2 separate regions of the Mus musculus genome follow, and region 2 is linked to region 1. The links are chromatin loops, found by intact Hi-C in ENCODE. Cell type or tissue: left cerebral cortex. All regions are shown on one strand. Each heading gives the region's core, and the rest is flanking DNA. Links, peaks and the distances in the headings are about the cores only.

Evidence for each region. Peaks named below come from ENCODE experiments on the same cell type or tissue, not always from the same donor. Only the 100,000 strongest peaks of a DNase experiment are listed, where the experiment ranks them.
Region 2: a loop joins it to region 1, with 2.7 times the contacts of the local background. A loop is called at or near these places in 6 of 42 quality-filtered maps.

Annotation. Positions count from the first base shown.
Region 1 is chr17:64,739,478-64,747,407 of GRCm38, reverse strand. Man2a1 (mannosidase 2, alpha 1) reads right to left here. Exons shown (of 22, transcript NM_008549.2): 20 at 6,525-6,728. Among named protein-coding and RNA genes, the nearest start is that of Dreh, 24 kb to the left of the region's middle. In left cerebral cortex, for the core only: no CTCF peak of the experiment used is centred there; a DNase peak (open chromatin) is centred at 3,395.
Region 2 is chr17:64,618,776-64,626,705 of GRCm38, reverse strand. It overlaps Man2a1 (mannosidase 2, alpha 1), which reads right to left. Exons shown (of 22, transcript NM_008549.2): 2 at 1,927-2,178; 3 at 1,255-1,399. Among named protein-coding and RNA genes, the nearest start is that of Man2a1, 21 kb to the right of the region's middle. In left cerebral cortex, for the core only: a CTCF peak has its summit at 4,253; a DNase peak (open chromatin) is centred at 4,240; H3K27ac peaks cover 653 bases.

The DNA of each region.
Region 1 (7,930 bases), core at 2,214-4,713:
TGAGAATTCTCTTGAATGGGTGGGAAGGATCTTGGATGAGTTGGAGAAAGAGGGAGCATGATCAGAATATATCCATGAATTTTTTTTCAATAAAATAAAGTAAATCAAAAATGGGAAAATGTTAATTTAAGTTGAATATACATTCAAGAAAACTTCATACATTCACACAGGTATACGATGTGCTCTTAGAAAGCAAATAGATTGAAATAATTTTTAAAAAATCCGCTAACATGTTATTAATATCAGGACATCAGAGAAGGAGAGGGTTGTGGGTGTGTATCATATGGAAACAGCACCAAGTACTATGGTGACAACTGTCTGCCAGATAGGCCAGGTCACATGTAAGTGTGAATCCCTGAGGTCAGGCTGGGCGGTCCACAGTCAGCAATCCTCACAGAAGTCATTCTCGGAGATAAGATCAGTCTACACAGAACTTAGCTGTGAGGCCAGTCCTGCAAACGGATGTGGGAGAGTGATCTTCACAAGGCATTCCTCGGAGAAAGCCAGTCATGAGGTTTTGAATAACCGTTAAGTTTCAGTAAATGCAGGGAGCTGGGTGAGAGCCTCTTCTCACTCAAAGCATTGTGGCAGGGACAGTGACAATTAACACACACTGAACGCAGGCTGTACACCACCACAGTGACAGTGACTAACACACACTGAACACAGGCTGTACGCCAGACAAGACATATGATGCTTTGCATGGACAAACTTACTTTATGCCACAACAGCCTTTATGATGGTTAACAAAATGGCTAATGAAATAATGTACTGTTAGCAAGTTTGAATATGCAGGAACATCCCCACCACAAAGCATTCTCTCTTACAGTGTCCGAGCAATGATATGACCCTGGTTTAGTACCCCAGGACCTTACCTAACTCACTGGTGGCTACACTCTGTAAGAGAAGATAAGAAAGGATGGTCCGCAACGTTCCCAGCAGTGTTTCTTCCTTCTTCCTTCCGTGCTGAGTAACAGGCAGCACAGGATGAGCCCCACCTCTGATCAGACTCTCCAAGGGCAGCACAGGCCACATAGCCTCCTCATAGGACCTCAAGGCGTTCACATACGAAGGCCAAGCTAAACACCTTGTAGGAAACCTTCTCTAAACTGCTCATATTCTTCAAGAATTTAGACAGTTATAGAAGCCTACTTAGTAGCCCATATAACACCCGTCTTCATTGTATTCTGGCAGGGAGAGACTTGGAAAATCCCACATTTCACTGCAAGTCCCAAGACCGAAGAAAGTAACTGGTAAAGATTCATTTTCCAGGACACTCATTAAAATGCCCAGTAACAGTTCTTAGTGTTGATGAACAAGATAAGACGATGGATGTTAAGGGAAGGTGAGCAGTTGTTCTTAGATATGTACAACAAAGAACACCCACCCCTTCAATTTTCACCTTTCCAGAAGCTACGGAGATCAATAAAGCACCAATCAATTCTTATAAAACAGGAGAAAGGAAAACCTCAAAGTGCCACTTACGAGAATGGGGGTGGTGGTGTAAACAAGTGGAGAGAGAGAAAGAGAGTTTCACATTAAAAGCGGCACTGACTTTGAAATGATTGGTTAACTATTTGCAAGAACAGTTAACCTTAAAAAAAATCACACAGAGAACAGAGCAATATGTGCGAATTAATGAGAATGTTACAACAAAAATAACAATGGAGTAAGTTGACAGAACGTGAGCTACATGTGATTTTTTCAAAGCCATAAAGCAGGATGGCACCACCTCCCAGCTGGATGCTGGGCAGCATATCTCTTTGGCTTGCTCTGTTCTAAGAGTGATTTGTAAGTCCACCCTGTAGAGTTCTGAATCATGATCCGTCTTCCCATGGGAGCTGCAGGGATCTGAGTGGGAATGGCCCCCACTGGCTCATGTATTGGTGGAACTGTTTGGGAAGGATTAGGAGGTGTGGCCTTGTTGGAGGAGGCGTGTCACTGGGGTGGGCTTTGAGCTTTCCAAAGCCCACACCATTCCTAGTTAGCCTCCCTTTCGACATCTCCTGATTGTTGTCTCAAGATGTGAGCTCTCAGCTACTGCTGCAGTGCTGTGCTAGTCTGCCTGCTTCCTCGCTTCTTGCCATGATGACAATGGACTAGACCTCTGAAACTGCAAGCATGCTCCAACTAAATGCTTTCTTTTTGTAAGGTGCCTTGGTCATGGTGTTTTAGGACAGCAACTGGGAAGTAACTAAGATGAGTCTTTCAGCATCCTCTCTACCAAAAATCCCTTTTCCTTAAAGAGTTATCCTTTCTTGGTGCCCTAGACTTTCCTGCTTAGTATACTCTGGCAGTGTTCATGTTACCCAGGTTGAAACCTTTAAAGAAGCTTCACCTGAAGTGTCTGATGGCAAAGGGAGGGCAGAATGATCACTAGAAGGAGGCTCACAGAAGCGAGGGTGATGAGGCACGTTAGGTGAGAAGGTTAGCAGTTACATTTGCAGGCAGCAGCTGGAATGACCTAGCTCACACCACGTTCTGTGACAGGGCTCCTGAGGTGCCTGTCATCTCATTACACATACACACATACACAGTATGGAATTACTTTTCAAATACAGAAAGTGCAAGTGTAAATATGCCTATATGAAAGCATAAGGTCATCTACTGGTAACAGGATGATGCCCACAAGCTTGGAACTTTCACAAACAGAAACAGTAATTCTGAAAAAGATCAAACAACACCTTCTGCGTCCACAAACAGGGCTCAGAAACAGGCCTTATAGGGGATTTTATCTTAATTTAGTCTCTAGCCCTTATTTTAAATGGAGGTAACTTATTCATTTCTAATCTCAAATGGGAAGGGTTTTCTAAATTTTTATTTTAAGCTATTTTAAGTAAATTACTTTAAGCAGTTATTTAAATTGTTATTACACGTCTAGGCTCTGCTATCTATAGACAAACAGGCCCAGAATCATCAAGTTGGGTACATTTGTTACAATCTTTGTTTCTGAAGGTCATGGGCATGAGCTCAGTTCAGAGAATCTGGAGACTGGGACTCAATTGAACCATAGAACCATCTTCCAGCCCAACCTTGACTCACACTCACTGCACGCCCAGCTCTCCCTTGACCTCTCTCACTGCTCTCTGAACCCATAATTCTTTTATCCACTGTCAGCAAGAACCAGGCTGAAATTTAGAACTGAGTGGCCATGGATGGGGTCTGGGCAGAAAAGGTGCCCCATAACGCCACTACCTGCAGCTAGCAGGCAGGAAGGATCAAGTGCCTCTGTCAGACGTACTGGGAAAATGTTAAGTGACACACTGGCAGTGCGAACTTGGGTATCTCTCAGACACGGATATCTACATCAACAGGGCTCTGTGAGGAAGGAGTTACAAGAATCCAGACGATTCACACTGTCATATACTGAATGCTGCCAGCACGTGGAGCCAGGAAGCCAACTCAGAATCCTGAAATGGAGGCTATGATTCACCGGTCAATCCCTCTCTAGCTCTGCAGTCAATTCTTTGGCATCTTGTGGAGTTACAATGGCTACATTTTTAGGCAGCTTCACCAAACAATGATCTTTCCTTTCGTAAAGGTTAAGGGACAAAGAGCAACTTTTTATAGGTGTCAATGGACCAGTCAATCTCCTGTGCTCTCAACTCTGAACACATGCTCAGAGTCCAAAGCTAACACAGGACCTGGCCAACAGATCCGATCACACAGAAACAGCCTCGTGCCTTCGGTTCTGGTTCCATGCCAGAGACATTTCGGTACCTGTTCTCTGGATGTATGCTTTCTCTCTATTCCCTCTGCCCCAAATCTGTCCTTCTCCTCACAGTCGCATATTGTAAGCATCATTAGGATCAACTGCTGCTTTACTGGGTGTCCCTGTCTTTCAGAGCCTTTCCAAACATCATTTTGCTTTTCATAACATCCTTGGGGCAGGTATGTCTGACACAGACTAAGCTAAGTCAGCAGTCTCAAGGTCCACGAGAAGGCAGGTGGCTGCAGCCAGTAGAGTGTCTGTAGCCTGGATAGAGCCCAAATGCACAAGGGCATCAACTAGTCTGGTAGGGAATGGGACTTTCACATGGGTGGTGCCAACTGGCCTTAACTGTCAACTTCATACAGCCCAGTGTCATCTACAGGGAAACCCCAGAGTGAGGAGCTGTTGTTAACAGTTGGTTTATGGCTAGGTCTGAGAGGAATTCTTTTGTCTGACTGATATAGATGGATGCAGTCCACTGTAGCAGTGCCATTCCCCGGTAGGTGGTCTAGGGCTATAAAAGAACAGTAGCTCAGACTGCAAGTTGGCCAACAAGAGTCCTCCATGGCTTCTGCTCTAGGTTCTTGAGTTCCCGACGACTTCCCTCAGGGAGAGACTGATACCTGAGAGTGTTAAACTGAAATAAAACTTTTCCTCCCAGAAGTTCCTTTGTGTTTTATCACAGCAACAGAGACAGAGGCAAACTAGAACAGGAAGTAATTAGACTCCTATAACTGGAAGACGGCCAACAAAAAGGCCATAAAGTTGCCATTAAAAAGCAATGATGTGAAAAACAGGCCAGTCTTGGACTACAGAGGTATCTCTACTCTCCACTGAGTGACTTGGGCAACTACTGAGACTCCATGAAAAGCACGCCTTTAACACAATCCCAGGAGATGAGTCATCTATAAATGAGGCTGAGGGACACTGGGCAGAATCCCCCCAACTGTCAGAAGCCCTTGGCATTCTCAGGCTGCTAATGAGCCCTGCATCTATGTCAAGATGTAGGAACCTGTGCTGCGGAACCTTTCCTGCCCTTGTGTTCCCTTTCAGCTTATGAATTTGTGACACGTGACCTCAAAGACGCTACCTGGCCCTCATCTGTTCTTTCCATGGGCCACTCTGGTCTTCATGGGCCAAAAGAGAAGGCAGAAAAGAACATGATAAAACACTAGAGGAAACAATCTCATGATTCACTTATTCAAAGAAGGCCCCGTTCCATGTGTGGGCTCTGTTCAAGGCAGGAGCTGTAGCAATGGACAGAAGAGCTAAGCTCCCACATTCTGGCCACATGTGCCACTCATGACTTTCACACTTGCTCTTGAGTCTGCCGAGAGCTTCCTCTCACTGTCCTTACAGCCTCTCAGAAACCTGGATGGACCTTCTTCATATCCTGACCTCTCCAGGCTTCTACCCCAATTCTCACCCTCTCTCAGGGGCCGCTATCCACCCTGAGCAGACATGCATCACCTTCTCTGAACTGCTCCCGGCACCGTATGCTTTCCCTCACTCTCACGACCATTTAACGTGTTTACCCAGTTTTTCTTCTGCAGTTAACTTTCTCCTCCCACTAGAAATGACACCCAAGGAGCCCAGGGCATCTGCCTGTTGCCGACTGTGAGTGCGGTGTCTGGCGAACAGCTAGGATGCTTAACACAGATTCTGCATGGTCACCTCACAGGATCAATCAAGTCATTCTGCACACACACACACACACACACACACACACACACACACACACACACAGCTAGGCACTGTTTGTTTTCATTATTTCAGGTCATGCAGCTTCCTGCATAGCCTGGCGTAAGTTCCTTCTCTTGGGTATGAAGTCTGTAAATACCTAACACCCACCGTGTAGACACCCATCCTTTCTTACTGAGTTTGCCTTTGTTAATCTTAAATCCTTTTTTCATGTTAGGTTGAGCTCCTTCTGGTCCTTACACTGAGTCCATGTGCTACAAGATATTTCCCACAGAATCCCTGCCACACACTGCATTCAGCTCTGCGGCGGCTTGCAACATCTAAACAGTTGTATTACACTTGATCTGCAATCACTCCACGTGCAACCTTTTCTACTTTAAAATATGGGTGCAAATATAAACGGAAACACACAAGGAGTTATACTGGAAACCTAAGAAATCCTTCCCAGGCTCTTTCTCAAACATCCTAAAAGTTGGTTCTCAACACAAGGGCACGATCTGCAATGCTTTCAAACAAAAGACATAAAAAACCTAAGCATCTCTTGTGGACAATACATTCAGTGCTTCTCTGACTGTGAAAACATTGGCTAATAAACAAAAGTCAACGAAGTGACGAGAACTGAAGATCCCAGCTCTGCCCGCATCATGAGACCCCAGTCAGCACAGGCTTCCAGGTACGGTAAAGGGTCAAACTCTGATCCATTCACCACACAGGACTGCTCGGAGAGATAAATAAATCAATATTGGAATATTTGTTAAACCAGAGAAACTGCAAATTAACAGTATAGTGGCCAAAAGGTGAAGCCCTGGTAATTATTTCACAATGCACAAGGATGCTTACTACATGTTATTTTGAAGTTTTTATTCATCTATGTATGTGGTTTTGCTTTCTCTCTGTCTGTGTGTGTGTATAAACACAAGCCCAGACGAGCAGGGAGGGGAACCCTGGAGTTTAGTTATAGGCAGTTGTGAGCCACTCATCCGGGTTCCTGGGAACTAAACTTAAGTCCTCTGCAAGAGCAGGCCTGCTGAGCAACTGCTCCAAAGCTTACCCCTTGAACCAAGTCTAGAACATAAGAAGCGAGTTCATACAGACATATTTTGGCATTTACCTTTGATTGTATTGTCCGCAGGTTGACCAGATGGATATCACAAGGTAGAGAGGACTGCAGCAGAGGAAATTCACTCAGCAGCTCAAAGGCAGGGGAGGGGAGCTGGCCACTTAGTACCATGGGGAGAAAGGGATGGTTGAGGAAGGACGAAGTCATGTGGCTGAGGAGGGAAGGGTAGCTGACAGGGCTCTTCTTTTCTTCTTCCTGTCAAGAGAAAGCATAAAAGCTTACACGTTTTATATCTGCAGCACCCATCAAATCAGTTCACTGTCTGACAATGTTTAAATACAAAAATACATGATCACTGTGAGGTATACTTCACAGAAGACCATAACAGAAAATACAGTAGAGTGTCAAGCTCATAGAACACAATCCAACAGTGTTCAATAACTCACACTTTAACCATCTCCTCTACCTAGTTAGCACTGAAGATACTAAAGACAAATTCCACAGTTTTGATAATGAGAAGCTTTTTAGGAAAACTCCCAACAGACCACAAACCCTTCAAAGTACAAGAAACATAATGTCCCATGTCTCACACAATGTCGAATGTCACACCCTCCTCAGGGTTTCACCCACGTACTCTTGAGTTCATTTGACACATTTAACGAGGCATATATGAAACTAAAACTGCATTTCTTTCATAAATGATTTTAAAAAACCCTTTGAAACCTTATCACCTGATGCAATTAAAACCCAACCAAACCAAACCAGTCCACTTCATTGTATTGGCACATGTTTATAACTCCAGCACTGCAAACAGAAATTAGCAGTCTTGGCTAAATACTGAGTTAGAAGCCAGCCTGAGCCACACGAGACTACCTAAAAATATAAACAAAACAAAATTACCAAAAGAATCTGATGTTTTCAAGACATAAAAAACACTGGCAACATATTTAGATCATCTGTGATCTTTGAATTTGGCAAGTTAGCACTAACTTCTTCAGTCTATTTTATTTTAAAACAGGAACCATTCTGTATGTTATTATATAATATATACATTTATATAGTACCCTTTTACTCAGCACAATTTAAAAATACTTCATTCTAATGTATCCTTATGAGGCAACATTTATTTATGTCAAACATCAAATAAATCTATCAGGGTTAGGAACCTGGTAAGCTAGATAATATAAAACATTGAAAAATCAGCTGGGCCATGAGGGTACATGCCTTTAATCCCAGTGCCCGGGAAGCAGAGGCAGGCAGATCTTTGAGAGTTCAAGGCCAGCCTGGTATTCAGAGTGAGTTCCAGGACAGCCTGGGCCACATTGAGAAACGGTGTCTCAAAAAAAGAAAGATAAGAAAATTTGAAAGGGTCGACCGTTAGCCAATGGTGGCCCAGGAATGATAGGAGATATGTGGGAAGCTACATTTTATGTGCTTAATTTTTAAAATGACTAATG
Region 2 (7,930 bases), core at 3,101-5,600, 120 kb after region 1:
AGGAGCCGGTGGGAACTGAGCATCCAGGGGAGGGGAAAAATGCACAGGAAAAGACTTCAGAGGAACTGCGAGAGACAGACTGGATGCATCGTGTTCAGACCTTAAGAGGGAAGCTGCACTTAGATCACAGAACGTTGTCATAGAAAAGAGAGAGTTGGGCACACGAATAAAGAATGTGAGTAGCTGGGTCGTACACACACAGGTGTGAGTGAAACGGAAATCCTCGAAACTAACTGTGCTGGAGAGGACTGGGTGCTTGAAAAAGGTAAGAACACAAACTTAGTGATAACCTTCAAAGCAACGTGTTTAGAAATATATCCTCAAGAAATGCTGTACTAAATCCACCAGGTACACTAACTGCACGCTGCGCTGAGTATTCACACCTGTAAGTAAGCACATCAGATCACGTGCTCCACTGAAATTACAGCAATTACCCCTTACCTTGGGGTAGGGGGAGGGGGTAACTGACCTCAACAAATAAAAGCCTTCCTGTGAAATAACAGTAATTACAAAAGATAGCAGCTATTTTCATGTCATGTCTGATTCCTTTACATTTCATCCTGGGAAGATACTACGGTCCTAATTCCAGCAGATAAAAACCTCATCTGCCGAAGGATCAAGTAACTTGCCTAACGTCCGTCACCTCGCTCTCCTGTCTGACAGACAGAAGGAACCCCAAAGCTCCCAAGCTGCTGCTCACTACCTCTCTGTGTTAAAGACCCACGTTTTCCAGTGAGCACCCTGCCTTGTTGAAGTGGAATTTCCAGGCATGATTCTCTAATGTCCTATTTTTTTTTAATTTTTTTACACTTATTTTACTTTATAGATATGACTGCTTTGCTCTCATGCCCGTGTGCATACCTCACTCCTGCTGAGGTCCAAAGAGGGTGAGATAGCTCCTAGAACTGACTGGAATTATGAGTGGTTGTGAACCACTCTGTGGGCTTTGGGAATTGACCTTGGGTCCTCTAAGAATGGAAAGTGCCTTAACTTATAACGATCTCTCCAACTTCCCGTGAAAGATTTCACCAGAAGTAAGTAAAGGAAACTATGGGTACCCTAAAATGTGTGGCTATCATTGTTTCCTGCTCTATACATCCTAGCCTGTAATGGTATAAACAGGTAAACTGAGGACATGACATAAAAAGACTACATCATGGTGAAGTCTGAGAGGCATGGGCTCTCCCAGCCTCTCAGCACAGTACGTGGGTGCTGGACGAGCTGGCTGGAGCTCCTGGGCAGGGAAGCCTTTACCTGGGTCATTATGGGAGTGAGGCACCACAAACACTTGCAGGGGCTCATGGTCCCACTCATCCGCTTCATACTTAATGTCAAATCCTTGCTTCCAAACTCCACCATCTGGATTATCAAAAGGAATCAGATCGTAAACATCCAACATCTAAAAATACGAAAGAAAAAAAGTTAAACTTTAACCACTGTTAATTTATACTAAATTCTGGACAACATTCCCTCAAAGATTCTCTTTGCTGTTTTGCTTTGTTTTGTTTTATCAGTATATAAAAACTCTGCAAAATATCAATGGAAACTTTTTAGGCCAAAGGCATTTGATAATCACTCAAAGGCTTGGAAGGCTGTTTGTGCCAAGTAACTACTGGATAAATGAGGCCTCCCCATCTGCTCTGGATAAACATGATTTCAGAATCCCTCCTTCTTTTGCTTTAAGTGGCAGTGTGATTTCAGAAACACAATAAGGCATCCAAAATGGTGGTGCTCAGGAGCAATCAGACAGAGCTGAGAGTGTGAATCGTATCACTAACAAACTAAAACGATGATGACCAAACAAATCATGGCAAAAGGCAATGCTGGAGCCCAGAGCTTAGAAACGTACGGAGTAAAGCAGACCCAGAGGCAAACCTGAAAACAAGGAAACAAACAGGCCACTGATGACCAGCGGCTGCCCGTTACCTGCACATCCCGGGGCTGACTCCCACTCTGTGAAGCAAACAAACAGTCTCTGGGGTCAGCCTGCAGGGCCAACTGTGGCGAGTGGAGGTGGATGGAGCCTTGGCTGGCGTTGCCTGGTGACCCCCGCGGGCCGTCCTCCACAGACTCGCTCAGGTTGATGACTGAGTCTCTGATATTTGAGATGATCTCGTTGTTCTCAGCGAGCAAACGCTCCAAATGGTCAATCTTTTCTTGCAATATTGAAAGCTGGCCCTGAAAGAAGAGGAAGAGGTGGCTATGGGAACCATGACTGCGGGCTCTGCCAAGGCACGCAGGGGACCAGCGGTCACCCTCCTCTGTCCACTTGTATATGCACAAACACACAGCACATGGGCAGCTAGGTCTGAAATACCTTCTTATAGCATAAGACCTTTCTGTAACCACTGTCTTTATCTAATCTTTAAAGTGTAAGACGATGGCCGGGATATTTACAGATGATTTCCTTGTCTCCCCAAATCCAGGCCTAACCGATCTTAGGGCCTCTAGAACCACTACTGCAGATACATGTTATATTCAAGAGTGAAGTTTGAAATTTAAGCAAAATAGACTGGGGTTAATTTGCAGGGTCAAAAACCATACAAGCTGAATGAGAGTGCTCTACCTCCCTTTGTTAACACATACTGAACAATCTAGAAAAAAATCAATTCATCAACTCTTAACTGCCACAGACATAAGCATGCCCTAATAAGCCAGTCAGGGTGCTTTTATTATGCTGTGTGACATGCAGGGCATTTTTGTTTTTAATTGATCCCCACATTAAAAAGCTTGACATCCTTACAACCTTGCTTTCCCAATTCCTGCAGCTAATGGCAGGAAGATCCATCTCTGACTTGTTCAACCCTGGATGCTCAGTTCCAAGTACAGGAAAGATATTCATGCATTTGTAAAATGTTTCTCAATAACTGCTCTGAACTGTAAGTCTAGGGTTGGGAAGAATGCCACACGGTGGGAAGACAAAAATACCTAAGATATATACTGTCATACATGTGTGTGTATGTATGTGTGTGTTTGAATATACAAGATAGCATTATAAGCAACACACATGCATACGCACACACCACAAACATACACTTTAAAATAAAATTAAAAAAAAATCTTTAATAAGTGTAAGAAGAAAGAACCAGAGATATGGCTCTGGTTAACAGCACTATCTACTCTTCCAGACAACCTGGATTTGATTCTCAGCTCTCACATGGTGGCTCACAACCATCTGTAACTCCAGTACCAGGGGACCCAATGGTGGACACCAGAAATGCAAGTGGTATAGACACACGTGCAGTTAAAACACCCATCATAGAATTTGTTCTGTTTTGTTTGGATTTTTTTTTAGACAGGGTTTCTCTGTGTAGCCCTGGCTGTCCTGGAACTCACTCTGTAGACCAGGCTGGCCTTGAACTCAGAAATCCACCTGCCTCTGCCTCCCGAGTGCTGGGATTAAAGGCGTGCACCACCATGCCCAGCTTCTAAGTAATTTTTTAATGAATAACAAAATCTGAAGACCTTACACAAACTTATCTAAATAGAATATTGATGAAAATTGACAACCTGGAGGAAGCAAAAGGAAAGACATAATATCTACAATGGTGCAATTTTGACAAAACATCTAACTAAAACCTACATTGTTTTTAACCTACTGTGAATATTTGTTGGTTTAACAGTGAGTCAAAGATTTAATTATACTCATAAAGTTGGGTAGGCAGATAAAGTGCAAAGAGGACACAGCATAGCCAAGGAGACCTAGGGTCTCAACACAGGACTGACTCTCTGATCATACCTAGAAGAGAGAGAAATCATGTGGGCTCCAGATCACCAGAGCCCTTTAGTGATAAGGTAGCCAGGAGCCTCCAGCCTGCAGCGCAGAACTATAGATGTGGCCCAACACAAAAAGCTTATTTGTTTAAACTGCCTCTAACATGATGAGGTTTCCTGTATGGCTGTTTTTATAACTAGAGTGTACAATTCCAGAGTATAAACATGTAGATTGTAATACCATGGCCATGCCAGTACACTGGAAAAAGGCTGGCCATGCCCGCCATACCAACGAAGGCCACATCAGTGTTGGCTATGAGGGCCAGCAGTTCTGTGCTATGCAAAGACCTAAAGCCCTCTTCTGCTGTGGCTCCCCATGGAACCCGAAAGAATAAAAAGGCTTGAGAGTCAAACGCACGGTGTCTCTGTCCACACTTCCATAGTTACAGGGAACAAATGGGGAGATTCTTCACACATGACCACATCAGAACAGCCTGGAGCTTCCTACAATTGTTCTGACTCATCCTGCTGAGGAGTTCCAGTCTCGAAACCGAAACTCCCTCCAGAGGCCATCGTAGCACCGAGGTCTCAATCAAGCAAGTCCCCATTCTGTGCAGAATCAGACCTTCAGAGCTGTCGCACTATCTCCCTAAAATGAAGCTTTGGTGTGCTCTCAGAGCTTTTAACGATACTATGCGAGGCTGCCTGAGCATGATACACCTCTCCAAGGTTCTCTGTGCTTGGACGAGGTTCCCCCTGGACCCACATCCTTAGCCCAGCTGCCCACTGTAGCTCAACACTCACAGTGAGGAGGGCAAGGAGCAGTCTAGGGAAAGCTTCTGCTATGGGCCTTGCTCCCAAACCCTCCGTGTCAGAGAAAGACTCAGTATAAACATCACCTGCTACGGTTTGGGAAGAGGGAGCCAACAGACATTAAAGGTGGCTTTCACTTTCATGATAGCTCTGAAGATACAATTAACAACCAGTGCCCAGGGTTCTATAGTAACTTAAGTACGGGTAGAAGAGTGTGCCCTGAGGCTCTGTCAGCATTAATGGTCTAATGAAAACCATTTTTAAATTATATTACACACCGGAATAAGGTCTCCCTCCAAACAGCCAAAATCCTTACCATATACCTCATAGGCAAACTCCACCCACATGGCTGGGAGGAAATGGTGTGGCCTGAAGGGATGTACCTGTGGTGTGCATTAAAGAAACAGAAATGATAGATAATGTTTCAATTACGCTGACAGGTCAAAGAATGCTGATAGGAATACTGAAAAAGACAGTTTTCTGTAGGGCAAGAAACCCACTGGTGAGAAAAGCGTGTTATCCTTTGATTTGCTAATCAGTTCTATGGGGAGGCATCTTCAGCCCTGTTCTGCCGGGGAGGGGGAAGAAGGTCATATTTGATTTTTCTCTGCTAGTGGTGAAAGAGAAGAGCTGAGGGAAAAGCTGGCACATATCAAAGACGTTGGGCAGAGCTAATTTAGAGTCTACAACGAGGTAGACCAGGATCGGTGCCCACTCCATCCTAGGAAAGAGATCCATCACTGTCCACAGCCAACTCTTAACACATTACATAATGATCTGCCCCAGGGAGGACACGGGCTGCTGGCGACGAGAGTTACTGTGACCACTCAAGCACGGCTGATTGTGCATCTTCTTCCTTCAGGCTTCACCTGCAAAGAGGGCTGTCTTTCCTTCCACAGCTCAGAGGCCTCACAAGCAGAGGCCAGGGTCCTCCCAATTTCTAAGCCCAAGCCCACCTCTGTCATCTCCTCCGAGGCTTCACTCCTGGGGAAATCCTCTCAAGGCTGCAGGTTCAAACTCCCCATGCCCAGTGGTGTGGCAGTTCTCCTACTCCAACCGACGGGAAGCAGACGGTCTCATAGGCTTATGACATAATGTAGTCTAATATGTTTAAATTTTAAATTAATTTATTATTATGTGTATGAGATTTTTGACGGCATGTATGACTCTGCCCCACATGTGTGTGATGCCCAGGGAAGACAGATGAGGGTATCAGGTTCCCTGGTACTGGAGGTACACATAGCTGAGTCACTGTGTGGGTGCTGAGAGAAGAACCCAGGGTGAGCAGTCTCTCCAGCCCCACTATCTGCATCTTTAAAAGTCAGCCACACCCCTGTGCCTCCCTTAACTACAAGACATGGCTCACCAGGATGCCATTAAACTGGACTCCCAAGGGATCTTGAAAAGGGGCAAAATCCAGCCATCTACTGTACTTCGTAGCTTGGTTAGCTTCTGCTAATCGGTGCTGGGACCCTCCCTTCTTCTATCAAAAGGGACAATCCAAGCATGTCACCCTGAGTAGCATCACAGGACTAGCTCTGTGTCTAGAAGGCATTTTTAAAGAACCTTGGGCCAGTGGGCTGAGTGGGGAAGATCAGCTCTCATGTGGAGCAACATCTGTCACCAAAGGCCTGATGAGGTAAAAAACGTAGACAGAGCAAATCCCTGCTTTGTTATCTAGATAACAGCAACAGATCCTTCAAGCTTTTTATCTCCAGGACTCTCTGCAATGGATTCCCAGCTCGGCCTGAGACTGACAGCAGGGCTTCCCAGCGCCTGGGTCTGTGTGCTTGGAGAGAGCCAGAAAATGTTTCCATGACTCTGTCATCTGCCGGCAGCCCACGCTCCTCGGACACATGAGGATTTGCAAAGCGTGGACTCTGCACTCTTCCTGTCTTACACTCCCAGCTCACTCACAGGCCCATTGCATTCAGATTTTGTCCATCTCACTAAAGACTGCCCACATCAATTCCCCCGATGCATATATGCCCAGCCTGATGCAAAGCATGCTGGGACCTCGTCATCTCCAGGAACACACCACAGAGTGCCCTCATCCTAGAAACTGCAGTGACTGACCTGATTTGCGGTTCCATGTGCCCTTACTTTCTTCCTGTGGCTCCTTCTCTCTCTGACCTCTGAATGTCAGCCTCCGGGTTAGCACCTATAGCTACAACGTCTACGACGTCTCTATACTGGATAAGCTCATCCACTCAGAGGCTTAAATGTCATGTTGTGCTCATGTACATATTCTGCAGAAACCTCTGAAAGGCAAGTCCAGAGCTGCAAGCACCTACTGATTGCTCTATTTGACATCAACCCTACCTGCTGAACACACCCTTCTCCCAGAGCTACAACATTCTCCTATCTCCGGAAAGCAGCTCTGGTCTCCCCAGGCAGCTCCTTCAAAATGTTGGTGTCCTGATTCTTCCTCTGTCCTCAGGATGCCTCCATACCTAATTCCTATCTATCTCCAACATACTTGTTGAATCAATAAACCTCTCTCCCTCCACCCTCCCAACACCCTGACTACAAGGCACTAGTAATTTTCCGAATCAACTCTGTCTCCCTATGTGCATGTTTAGCCATCCATGCCTTGCCCAGATAACAGCCTGCTGTAATATCCACTGTAGCTTCTTACTGCATTTGGAGCATTCTTCATCACAGTCAAAGCACAGAGTGACCCCCTCCGTTAACACCGGGATGCACGCAACAATCTTTCCCAACTTAGCCTTGCCCTAATTGTATCCCAGCTCCAAGTCAGCTCCTTCTTGCCGACTCTCTTGACTTAATGCATATTTTTTTCCCTTTGTACAATGCTTCAACTGTCTCCCTAAAAGATACCTTAAATGCCCTCTCAGCTATTCTATCTAAAATAGCCTTCGGTATAGTACTCTTTCTCCACGTCACTTCATTTTCTCCACAGCATTATCACAATCACCCAGTGGATGACTCATGCGTGACATCCCTCTTTCCCCACTAAGTGGGCAGCTGTTTTGCTCCCCATGCCTGATGGCTGGCACAACACCCGACTCTCAGGAGCATCTCAATTATGCATTACAAGAGAAAACCAAGGAACACATGAAAGGCTGTTGCCCACCATGCTCTAGGACATGAAAGTATTGGGCACATAATCCACAACCCATGATACAAAACACTCATGATCTCTTATGAAAAAAATTAATCTTTGTTGTATCAAAAAATAAATTATAAAGTAAGAAAGAGTAGAAATGTCAGGACTGGGAAGATAGCTCAACAGTTAAGAATGCATGCTGCTCTTATAAGACCTGGGTTCAATTCCCAGCACTGACATCAGGCATCTCACAACTGTCTATAATTCCAGCTCCAGGGGTATCCAACACCTCTGGCCTCTGTGGTACCTGAATTCATGCACACACACAGACAT